2 separate regions of the Homo sapiens genome follow, and region 2 is linked to region 1. Evidence: read pairs that join two places in POLR2A ChIA-PET (ENCODE). Cell type or tissue: Panc1. All regions are shown on one strand. Each heading gives the region's core, and the rest is flanking DNA. Links, peaks and the distances in the headings are about the cores only.

Evidence for each region. Peaks named below come from ENCODE experiments on the same cell type or tissue, not always from the same donor. Only the 100,000 strongest peaks of a DNase experiment are listed, where the experiment ranks them.
Region 2: POLR2A ChIA-PET joins it to region 1 with 10 read pairs; 13 of 35 experiments call an interaction of 5 or more read pairs at or near these places.

Annotation. Positions count from the first base shown.
Region 1 is chr17:7,693,607-7,698,979 of GRCh38, forward strand. The region is part of intron 4 of WRAP53 (WD repeat containing antisense to TP53); the gene reads left to right. Among named protein-coding and RNA genes, the nearest start is that of WRAP53, 7.8 kb to the left of the region's middle. In Panc1, for the core only: no CTCF peak of the experiment used is centred there; no DNase peak of the experiment used is centred there.
Region 2 is chr17:7,919,679-7,925,051 of GRCh38, forward strand. It overlaps KCNAB3 (potassium voltage-gated channel subfamily A regulatory beta subunit 3), which reads right to left. Exons shown (of 14, transcript NM_004732.4): 9 at 4,737-4,822; 10 at 4,467-4,587; 11 at 4,290-4,384; 12 at 4,033-4,153; 13 at 3,778-3,866; 14 at 2,181-3,501. The coding sequence ends at 3,424. Among named protein-coding and RNA genes, the nearest start is that of RNF227, 6.1 kb to the left of the region's middle. In Panc1, for the core only: no CTCF peak of the experiment used is centred there; no DNase peak of the experiment used is centred there; H3K4me3 peaks cover 923 bases; H3K27ac peaks cover 635 bases.

The DNA of each region.
Region 1 (5,373 bases), core at 310-5,309:
TACTTGGGAGGTTTGAGGCAGGAGAATTGCTTGAATCCAGGAGGCGAAGGTTGCAGTGAGCTGATCGCACCACTGCACTCCAGCCTGGGCAAGAGAGCAAGACTTAGTCTCAAAAAAAAATAATAAAATTAAAAAAAAGTACTTAAAACAGCACCTAGCATATAGTAAGTGTTCGGTAAACACTAGTAGTCACTGGTATCAGTTGTGTGCAAGCCAAGAATAGGAGGATGGTATGGTTGAGGTTTACCAGGAGAGAAAGACAAGGGTATCCTGAGAGTGTCTTCAAGAGTGTGCATGCCATGGTGGACTAGAATCTACAGTGGGTAAGGAACTGGACTGTAAATAAGTTTTTGATGAAGCTGAATAAATTGTCATGGTAGAAATAGCAGAGCAGGGTCAGGCCTGGTGGCTCACGCCTGTAATCCCGACACTTTGGGAGGCCGAGGCGGGTGGATCACCTAAGGTCAGGAGTTCGAGACCAGCCTGGCCAATATGGTGAAACCCCGTCTCTACTAAAAAAGATACAAAGTTAGCCAGGCATGGTCGTGATTATGATATTAATGATTATAATATTAAAACATTTTAAAAAATATATCTTGCAATACAGATAGTCAATTTGTTTTCTTTTTTTCTTTCTTTTTTTTTTTTTTTTTTTGAGACAGAGTCTCGCTCTGTGGCCCAGGCTGGAGAGCAGTGGTGTGATCTTGCCTCACTGCAACCTCTGTTTCCCGGTTCAAGCGATTCTCCTGCCTCAGCTTCCTGAGTAGCTGGGATTACAGGCACGCACCACCGCACCCGGCTAATTTTTGTATTTTTAGTAGAGATGGGGTTTCGCCAAGTTGGCCAGGCTGGTCTCAAACTCCCGACCTCAAGTGATCCACCCATTTCCGCCTCCTAAAGTGCTGGGATTACAGGCGTGAGCCACTGCTCCTGGCCAGTCAGTTTGTTTTCAAAAGATTTTTGTGGCTGGTGTGGTGGCTCATGCCTATAATCCCAGCACTTTGGGAGACCAAGGTGGGAGGAATGCTTGAGCCCAGGAGTTTGAGACCAGCCTTGGTAACACAGCCAGATCCTGTCTCTATCAAAAAAGTTGGGCCTATGGTCCCAGCTACTTGGGAGGCTGAGGTGGGAGGATCGCTTGAGCCTGCGAGGTTGAGGCTGCCATGACCTTTGATTGCACCATTGTACTCTAGCCTGGGCGACAGAGTGAGACTCTGTCTCAAAACAAACAACCAAAACCTTTTTGTGCTTTTTTTTTTTTTTTTCCTGCTAGTGTACCAGTTCTATCGCAACCTCTCTCATTAGGTATTTTCATTTTTAGTGTCTACAAGCTTAGCATTTGAAATAGATAACTTTTTTTTTTTGAGATGGAGTCTTGCTGTGTCCCCCAGGCTGGAGTGCAGTGGCGCGATCTCAGCTCACTGCAAGCTCCGCCTCCCGGGTTCACGCCATTCTCCTGCCTCAGCCTCTCGAGTAGCTGGGACTACACGCACCCACTGCCACCACGCCAGGCTAATTTTTTGTATTTTTAGTACAGTCGGGGTTTCACCATGTTAGCCAGGATGGTCTCGATCTCCTGACCTCGTGATCCGCCCGCCTTGGCCTCTCAAAGTGCTGGGATTACAGGCGTGAGCCACTGCACCCGGCCTTAAATAGATAAAATTTGTATAGGTCAGAAAATTGGGGAAGGGTGTATTTGGGTATTTCCATATACTTGTGTGTACTGAGTCTTCTTCCCAATATAGTTTCTCGGGTTTTCTCCTTTCTTTTCCACCTTTTCACAGAACTTTCTGCAAGTCTCATTTCCAGCTCCCCAGCGTCTTTCCTGAGTACTTGCCCTGCCCCGTGGGTCTTGCAGGAAGCCTTTACTCCTCGTCTTGCCCTCTCCAGGAGACACTTTGCATCCTCTGTACCCTTTATCTCTCAGGGTGGGGACGGGGAATGTCCTCATTCCCAAATGCTGTAGCCACACAATTGCTCTTTCGTCTTTGTGAAACTTTTCCCTTGAGGCTTATGCTGATTCTCTCTCCCGCTGACGACGTTGGCACTGTACAGCCTTCCGGTGCTCTCCTGTTCGCCCGCCATTTTGGTGACCTCAGGTATCCAAGCCAAAAGCCAGGGTCTCTCTCATCCTTTAATCTTTAATCTCCCTGTTCCTAACCCCTCACATCCAATTACTTCCCAAATCCCATCAAGTCTGCCTAATCTTCCTAATCCACCCACATCTGTCCCTCCCACTGCCTCTACTTTAATTCAAGGTCCTATTATTTTGGGCCTTATGTTGCTGAAACAGTCTCCTGCCTCCTTTTGCTCATTAAAACCGTATTTGTTGACTCTGCTTATTCTGCACCACGTGTTGGGGAAGCAGTGGTGAGAGCGAGGCAGATGTGATTCCCTCCTTCTCTGATAGGTATGACGGAAGGGGAGTGAGGAGCACCAGGGGCTATAGGAAAGAGGAACAGGGGCGCCTTGCTTAGCTGGAGGGGTTAGGGAAGCGTTCCCAGAGGAAGAAGCATCTAAGAGACCTGAAGGATGACTAGGATTCAGCCAGGAGGAGTCGTTGGGGGAGATGAAGGAAGAATATTCCAGACTTGGAGCCTAGGACATGTGAAAGCCAGTGGGTTGAAAGTGTGGCGAGTTGGCACTTTATGGGACCTGAGAGTCAAAATGGCGGGACTCAGAGATTTTTTTTTTTTTTTTTTTTTTTTTTGAAATGGAGTCTTGCTCTGTCGCCCAGGCTGGAGTGCAGTGGCGCGATCTGGGTTCACTGCAAGCTCCGCCTCCCAGGTTCACGCCATTCTCCTGCCTCAGCCTCCCGAGTAGCTGGGACTACAGGCGCCCGCCACCACGCCTGGCTAATTTTTTGTGTTTTTAGTAGACACGGGGTTTCACCACGTTAGCCAGGATGGTCTCGATCTCCTGACCTTGTGATCCGCCCGCCTTGGCCTCCCAAAGTGCTGGGATTACTGGCGTGAGCCACTGCGCCCGGTCAGGACTCAGAGATTTTTATGGGAATTAGCAGATAGAGATAAGCCTTGAGAGGTGGGTCGGGGGTAGCACGTGGTAATGGAAGACTAGGAGGAGGAACTGGCAAGATTTGGTATTGGGTTGGACCAGGAGTGGAAAGGAAGTGAAGAGTGGTAGCAGTCAAGGCTGGTGCTCAGATTTCAGGATTGAGCACTGGTGTGGAGTCCAGGAGGAACAGCAGGTTTGATGGTGGTGGATGCCGGGCCTATTATGGACAAATTGAGTTTGAGGAACCTGTGGGATGATCAAGTGGCACTGTCCACCAGGCAGTTGGATATATGGGTTCAGAGTATAGAGGTGGACACTGAAGTCCTGGCTGGTTGACATCAGCCTGAGGCCCAGAAGACAACTGACGAAGGACAGTGTCCAGACTATTTATCTCTCACAAATCAGTAAGAAAAAGACGGCTGGGCATGGTGGCTCATGCCTGTAATCCCAGCACTTTGGGAAGCCGAGGCAGGTGGATCACCCGAGGTCAGGAGTTCAAGACCAGCCTGACCAACATGGCAAAATCCCGTCTCTACTAAAAATACAAAAATTAGCCGGGTGTGGTGGCAGGCGCCTGTAATCCCAGCTACTCAGGAGGCTGAGGCAGGAGAATTGCTTGAACCTGGGAGGTGGAGGTAGTAGTGAGCCGAGATCGTGCCACTGCACTCCAGCCTGGGGACAGAGGGAGACTCTGCCTCCAAAAAAAAAAAAAGAAAAGAAAAAGAAAAAAGAGAAGAAAAGAAAAAGACAACAACTGGTCAGGCATGGTGGCTCACACCTGTAATCCCCACTTTGGGAGGCCGAGGTAGGCAGATCACTTGAGGCTGGGAGTTTGAGACCAGCCTGGCCAACATGGTGAAACCCCATCTCTACTAAAAAGTATAAAAATTAGCCGGGCGTGGTGGCAAATGCCTGTGGTCCCGGCTCCTTGGGAGGCTGAGGCATGAGAGTCGCTTGAACCCAGGAGGCAGAGGTTGTAGTGAGCCAAGATCGTGCCACTGCACCCCAGCTTGGGGAACAGAGAAAGACTCTGTCTCAAAAAGAAAAAAAAAGAAAAAGAAAATGGGCAAAATTTATGAAAAGGTGTACCTAACTAAATGGCCAGTAAACATAGAGGAAATATCTAATCTCTCTTATAGTAATGATGGAAATACAAATTTATGCTGTAATGAAATACCATTTCACCACCTTCAAATTGAGAAAAATGTAAAAGTCTGGCAATACCAAGAAGATAAAGAACAATAGACACTTTTTTTTTTTTTTGGAGACAGGATCTTGTTCTGTTGCCCAGGCTGGAGTGCAGTGGTGCGAACATGGCACACTGTAGCCTCAAACTCCTGGGGTCAAGCAGTCCTCCTGCCTCACTCTCCCAAACAGGTGGGACTACAAGTATGCCAATATGCCTGACTAATTTTTTAATTTTTTGTAAAACTGGGGTCTTGCTATATTGCCCAGGCTAGAATAGAGACTCTTATACACTGCTGGTGGGAGAGGACATTGGGACAAGTGCTTTGGGAAAGAAATTGACATTATAGTATCTTACAAAGTTTGCAAAGTGCATAGCGTAGAGACCAGTAATTTTACTCTTCAGCAGAAACTGTAGAGAAACCCTTCTACATGTGTACAGAATGTTAAAGCACACTAGCCAAAAAACAGAAAAACATCAGTGATTCTAAATAGAAGAAGGGTAGATCAGTTTGAATATATTCATGAGTAGAGTACTATACACCAGTGAAAATGCATGAATTAGAGCAAAATGTGTTTCCATGGTTAAAGCTTGCTATCACAGAGGGATGTATATGATATAATACCATTACTGTTAAGTCTAGGCCGGGCATGGTGGCTCATGCTTGTAATCCCAGTGCATTGAAAGGCTGAGGTGGCTGGATTGCTTGAGGCCAGGAGTTTTAGACCAGCGTGAGCAACACAGACCCCTGTTTCTACAAAAAAATAATTTTAAAGATTAGCCGGGCAGGCTGGGCGTGGTGTCTCATGCCTGTAATCCCAGCACTTGGGAGACTGAGGTGGGTGGATCACGAGGTCAGGAGTTCAAGACCAGCCTGGCCAAGATGGTGAAACCCCGTCTCTACTAAAAATACAAAAAAATTAGCCGGGCGTGATAGCAGGCGCCTGTAATCGTAGCTACTCAGGAGGCTGAGGCAGAGAATTGCTTGAGTCTGGGAGGCAGAGGTTGCAGTGAGCCAAGATTGTGCCACTGCATTCCAGCCTGGGCGACAGAGCGAGACTCCGTCAAAAATAAATAAATAAATAAATAAATAAATAAATAAGCCAGGTATGGTGGCTTATGCTTATATTCCCAGTTACTAGGGAGGCTGAGGCCAGGGGATTGTTTGCTTG
Region 2 (5,373 bases), core at 216-5,215, 230 kb after region 1:
CACGCCTGTAATCCCAGCACTTTGGGAGGCCGAGGCAGGTGGATCACCAGGAGTTCAAGACCAGCCTGGCCAAGATGGTGAAACCCTGTCTCTACTAAAAATACAAAAAATTAGTTGAGCATGGTGGCACTCGCCTGTAGTCCCAGCTACTCAGGAGGGTGAGGCAGGAGAATCGCTTGAACCCGGGAGAGGGAGGTTGCAATGAGCTGAGATCATGCAACTGTACTCCAGCCTGAGTGACAGAGCGAGACTCCATCTCAAATAAAATAAAATAAAAATAAATAAAAAGTTATCTCAGGCCATTAACTTTGGTGGTGATTTGTTGTGTATCAATAGATAACGGATATAGAGGGTTTCCTACTGTTTTTTTTTCCCTGTATGATAAATATATTTTTTGAGACAGGAGCTTGCTCTGAGCATCAGGCTGGAGTGTAGTGGCATAATCTTGGCTCACTACAGCCTTGATCTCCCAGACTCAAGCCACCTACCTACCTCAGGCTCCGAGTAGCTGGGACTACACAGGTATGAGCTACCATGCTCAGCTAATTCTTGTATTTTTGTAGAGATGGGGTCTCCCCATGTTGTCCAGGCTGGTCTTGAACCCCTGGGCTCAAGTGATCCCACCTGCCTTGGCCTCCCAAAGTGCTTGGATTACAGGTGTGAGCCACTGCGCCCAGCCTAGATAAATATAACATTGTAATGTGCCCTGTAAGTCCCTGTGTGTTCTGAACTTACCCCTTCCTTCCTTCCTTCCTTCCAGACAGAGTCTTGCTCCGTCGCCCAGGCTGGAATGCAGTGGTGCAATCTCAGCTCATTGCAACCTCTGCCTCCTGGGCTCAAGTGATTCTCCTGCCTCAGCCTTCTGAGTAGCTGGGACTACAGGTGGGTGTCACCATGCCTGGCTAATTTTTATTTTTATTTTTATTTTTTATTTTTAGTAGAGATAGGTTTTCGCCATGTTGGCCAGGCTGGTCTCAAACTCCTGACCTCAAGTGATCCACCAGCCTCAGCCTCCCAAAGTACTGGGATTACAGGCGTGAGCCACCGCACCCAGCCATTACCCATGTCTCACTTTCTGTTCTGTTCCTCTCTAGACACTCTGGCTTTGGGTACTTTTGGCTTGTATGTTCTTTTCTGCCACAGGCCTTAGCATATGCTCTTAACCCTCTTGCTTAACCCTTATTAACACCTATTCATGCTTCAGCTCTCAGCGTAACCTCACCATGTCAAATAACCACTACAGACTCAGTAATACCATGTGCTTTCCTCTGGACTTTGGACAAGAAGTTTGTATTTATTTGGTGGTTCTGTGATTGTCTCTCTCCTCAGCAAGATATATGAAGGTTCTGAGTCTGGTTTTGTTCACCCTTGTATCCCTGTGCTATACCATAATAGGACTCAATAGACAAATACTTGCTAAATTAATGAATGAGGTGGGTGATAAATATGGCAAATGTCCATATACAAAGGAGGCGTGACAATAAAGGAAGGCTTTTTTTTTTGTTTTTTTTTTTTTAAATCAAGGCGTTTCCAAACTCTCTCTGAAGGTAATTCTAGGAGGAATGGTGTTTGTTTGTTTTTAATATTTTGAGCAATGGGACAGGTTCATTAAAATAAGTGTATAACCCTCTAAGATAACTATTTAAGGAGAATCCTATTTGGGATTGATAAATTCTCGTATGTTACAGAATAACTAATCATAGTTTAGTAATATATTTTACTTCTTTGTTTCCTCCACAGTCTTGCAAAATGAGTGGGAGATGATGGGGTGGATTTAAGTATTAATTAGTTGATGCAGTTGGCTGCTAATCCAGTAAATGGCATGCTGCTGACTTTTCTCTTTTGGAAATTGGTTTTACTTTGCTTGCCCAGCTTTTGGATCAAGGCGGGATGAGGACGGGTAGAAGGGAGATGGGCAGGTTGTATTTAAGGAAGGCAGAGCTCATCCTCCTCTACCTTGTGATCTTTAAGGTTGTAACTTTCCACCCAATTCTGTTCCAGTGAAATGATAACATCTTTCCTTCTCTCTGTATTCCCTCAACCTCAGACCATTCTTCACTTTACCTCTCCACCAAATCACAAAGCCTCAACCTCAGAACAGCATCTCCCCCTCAGCCACAGGTTCCTTGGCATATGTGTGGGTGTCCAGCGAGAGAGAAATGAGAAGTACAAGGAACAAGTATGGCTAATATTACTTTAAATACAAACAAATAAAGGCAGATAGCTAAGTCTTTCATAGAAAGAGGAGGAACAAAATTATGAAGCCAGATTTCTGGGTTCTAAGGAATGTGGTAGCTGAAGGAAGAAAACTGGGGCCTGGGGTATCTGGTGTCTTGGTCCTTGATGAGAACAGTGACTAGGAGCCCGATGCCTGGGTCACCAAGGTGAATGAGCAATGGAGAGAAAGCTAATGCTAGCAGATTTCTAATGTTAGGGGGCGAGAGGGCCAGACAAGTGAGACTGTGACCCTAACCTCCCAAGCCCCTGCAACTTTAGACACTGTGAGGATCAAGCTGAGGTTTATTTACAGTTACCTGGGAAGTCTTACAGAGAAGGGGCCATCATTATTGCTTTAGGTTTATTGCCAGGAGGAAGACTGCAGTTCCCCACTGCCAGGTAGGAGGCCCTGCTCAAGGCTCAAAAGTCTATACCCAGACGTTTTATTTATTTATTTTTTTTAAATCAAGGCGTCCCTGCCCGTGACGGAAAGGCTGTCACTAATTCCTGCCAAGAACAGCCCAACTGTTTTCCAAGGACCACCCCGGCCACTTTCACCAGACTGCAGCGTAGATGTGCTATTACATTTCCCTCTACCTTTGTCAGTGCTGTGCCACTGTAGACCCCACCCTGACCGCCCTCCTCCACCTCTGGGCTGGGAGGCAGGGTCCTGGTTTCCCAAAGATTATCATTTACTTCCTGCCAGGACCAGCCTGGCTTCCTTCGTACCGAATACGCTAAGAGCCCCATTTCCTATGTTCCAGATGACATCACAACTCACTCACTAGGTTATTACCCTTTGATGACATTTCAAGGGCCCCTTTTGAGGTACACTGTATGTTTCTTGTATGTGCTGGGTTTTTGTTTTTGTTTTCTTTTCTGGGCCTCGGGAATAAGGGGAGGAGAGTAGGGAGCGAGACGAAGTGGCAGAGAGCCGACGGCGAGTAGCTCATGCCCGGGATTTGCAAGAAGGGCCTAGAAAGACGCAGCAGGGGGCGGGCGTGCTACTTTCTCTCTCGACCCCACTGCAAAAGGATATGGCTTTGTTCATGCGTATCACTACTCGAAGCCGGGACTCGTTGGTGGGCGGGGCTAGTCTGGCTCCGGCCGCTGCGTGGAGGGATCCGGAGCGGGAGAGGCGGCTGCGAGGAGCGGGGCTCGGGCGGGTGCAGCGACACCGGGTTGGGTCCCTGCGCCCGCGACAGACTACTTCTTGGAATGCGGCTTGTTTCCCAGGAGCCCGTCTATTTCCATCACTGTCTGCGGGGTCAGCTGGCTCAGCACCTGGAGGAGAGTGGGACGGTGGCGACGGCAGCCCATGCTGGGTCACTGAGAAAGGGCATGGGGTTCCAGTAGCCGGGGAAGCACCACAGTGGGGTCAAGTGGCAAGGCAAGAGCCGCAGCTGTGCCGGTGCCTCGCTTTCCGGCCCTGGGACCTCTCACCTGCAAAGTGAGGACTTTGTAGTGGGTGACCTGATAGAGCCATCCTGGGTTGGATAGCGTGGCTTTGACTCCTGGGGAGGGGGACAGATAGGCTCTGCCTCTGAGTCCCCGGCTCACCTGTAGCGCGCCCAGGTGTTCTATCAACTGCTCCGCACTCGACACCCCCAGCAAGACAGAGCTGACACCCTCACTGCGGAGACACCACGCTGGGGCCAGAGGAGGAAAAAAAGAGGACTGATGGGGAACAGTGACCACATAGATTTCAGAAGTGTCTCTGAAGACAAGCGTCCTCCCTAGGGACAAACCAGTTTTAGGATGGGCTTGGGAGCATGTCAGGAGGAGACAGGGCCCCTGCAGGGTGCAATGTCTCACCAATAGCAAGCTGGGCCACGGTGCAGCCCAGCTGGTGAGCGACAGGAAGAAGGTCCATGACTTTGGCTTGTTGCTTCTTGCCATCTTCACTCTGCACTTTGTCCTTGAGCCACTGGTAGCCCTGGAGGCCAAGAAGAATCAACAGAAGACCCCGCCATCACCACCACCACCACCACACTCACAAAGCAGCCCCCCGTAACTCCCCCCAAAGCAGCCCATATAGCCCAGTCCTGCCATCGAGAGCCCCCAGATCTCACCTTGATGGAGGCCCTGCAAGTATCTGGGACTCGCCCATCATACTTGCTAGTAATGAGACCACAGGCTAGAGGGTACCAAGTGACTGATCCAACTCCTAAGGGAAGAACACTGGGTGTCAGGAAAAGGACCTAGCCATGGATGAGGCTAAGGTAAAGGCAGGGATGAGGGCTGCAAACCAATCTTGTGGTAGAGCTCTGGCAGCTGCATCTCCACCTTCTCCCTCTGAAACAGATGGTGCTCCGCTTGTTCACACACTGGAGGAATCAGATTGAACTGTCTGGCCATGGAGTAGGCCTCCTGGGTTGGGGTTGGGGAAAAGAAAGTGGTCAGAGCACTACTTCCGTTTTCTTCTCTGCCTTCTCCCCCAGTGCAGTGGGCTTTGGAGTAACCACGTGAAAAGTGGGAACCAGTTGTGGGACAGGGGCAAGGTGGGGTCACACACTCACCATGATTTCTGCAGCCCCCCATCGGGATGTCCCCCAGTATAGGGCCAGGCCCTGGTTGATGACATAGGTCATGGCTCGCACAATCTCTAGGTACACAGGAGAGGGAAAGCCTTACTGTCAGAGCCCTGGAATCTAAGACTCCAGATTTGCAGACCTCCACCTGCCCCACCAAGGCCCCAGGCAACTCTATGGAGTCATGAAAGTTAATATCTACTCTTTGCCTCTCTTCCTGTCCACATCCTGGAGTCTCAGCCTCCACTGTGGAGTTTTGGAGGCCTTCTGAGCAGGGGCTGGCTTCCTGCTGAGGGTTTGAGGAAGTGCTCAATTTTTGTATTTTAGATTTTTTGAGACAGGGTCTCACTCTGTCACTCAGGATGTAGTTCAGTGGTGCAATCATAGCTCACTGTGGCCTCAAACTCCTGGGCTTGAATGATCCTCCTGCCTCAGCCTCCTGAACAGCTGGGAGTACAAGGCACACACCACCACAGCCAGCTAATTTTAAAACATTTTTTGTAGAGACAGGGTCTTGCTATGTTGCCCAGACTGTTCTCGAACTCCAGGCCCCAAGTGATCCTCCTGCCTTGGCCTCCCAACGTCCTGGGATTACAGGAATGAGCCACCGCACCCAGCAAGGAAG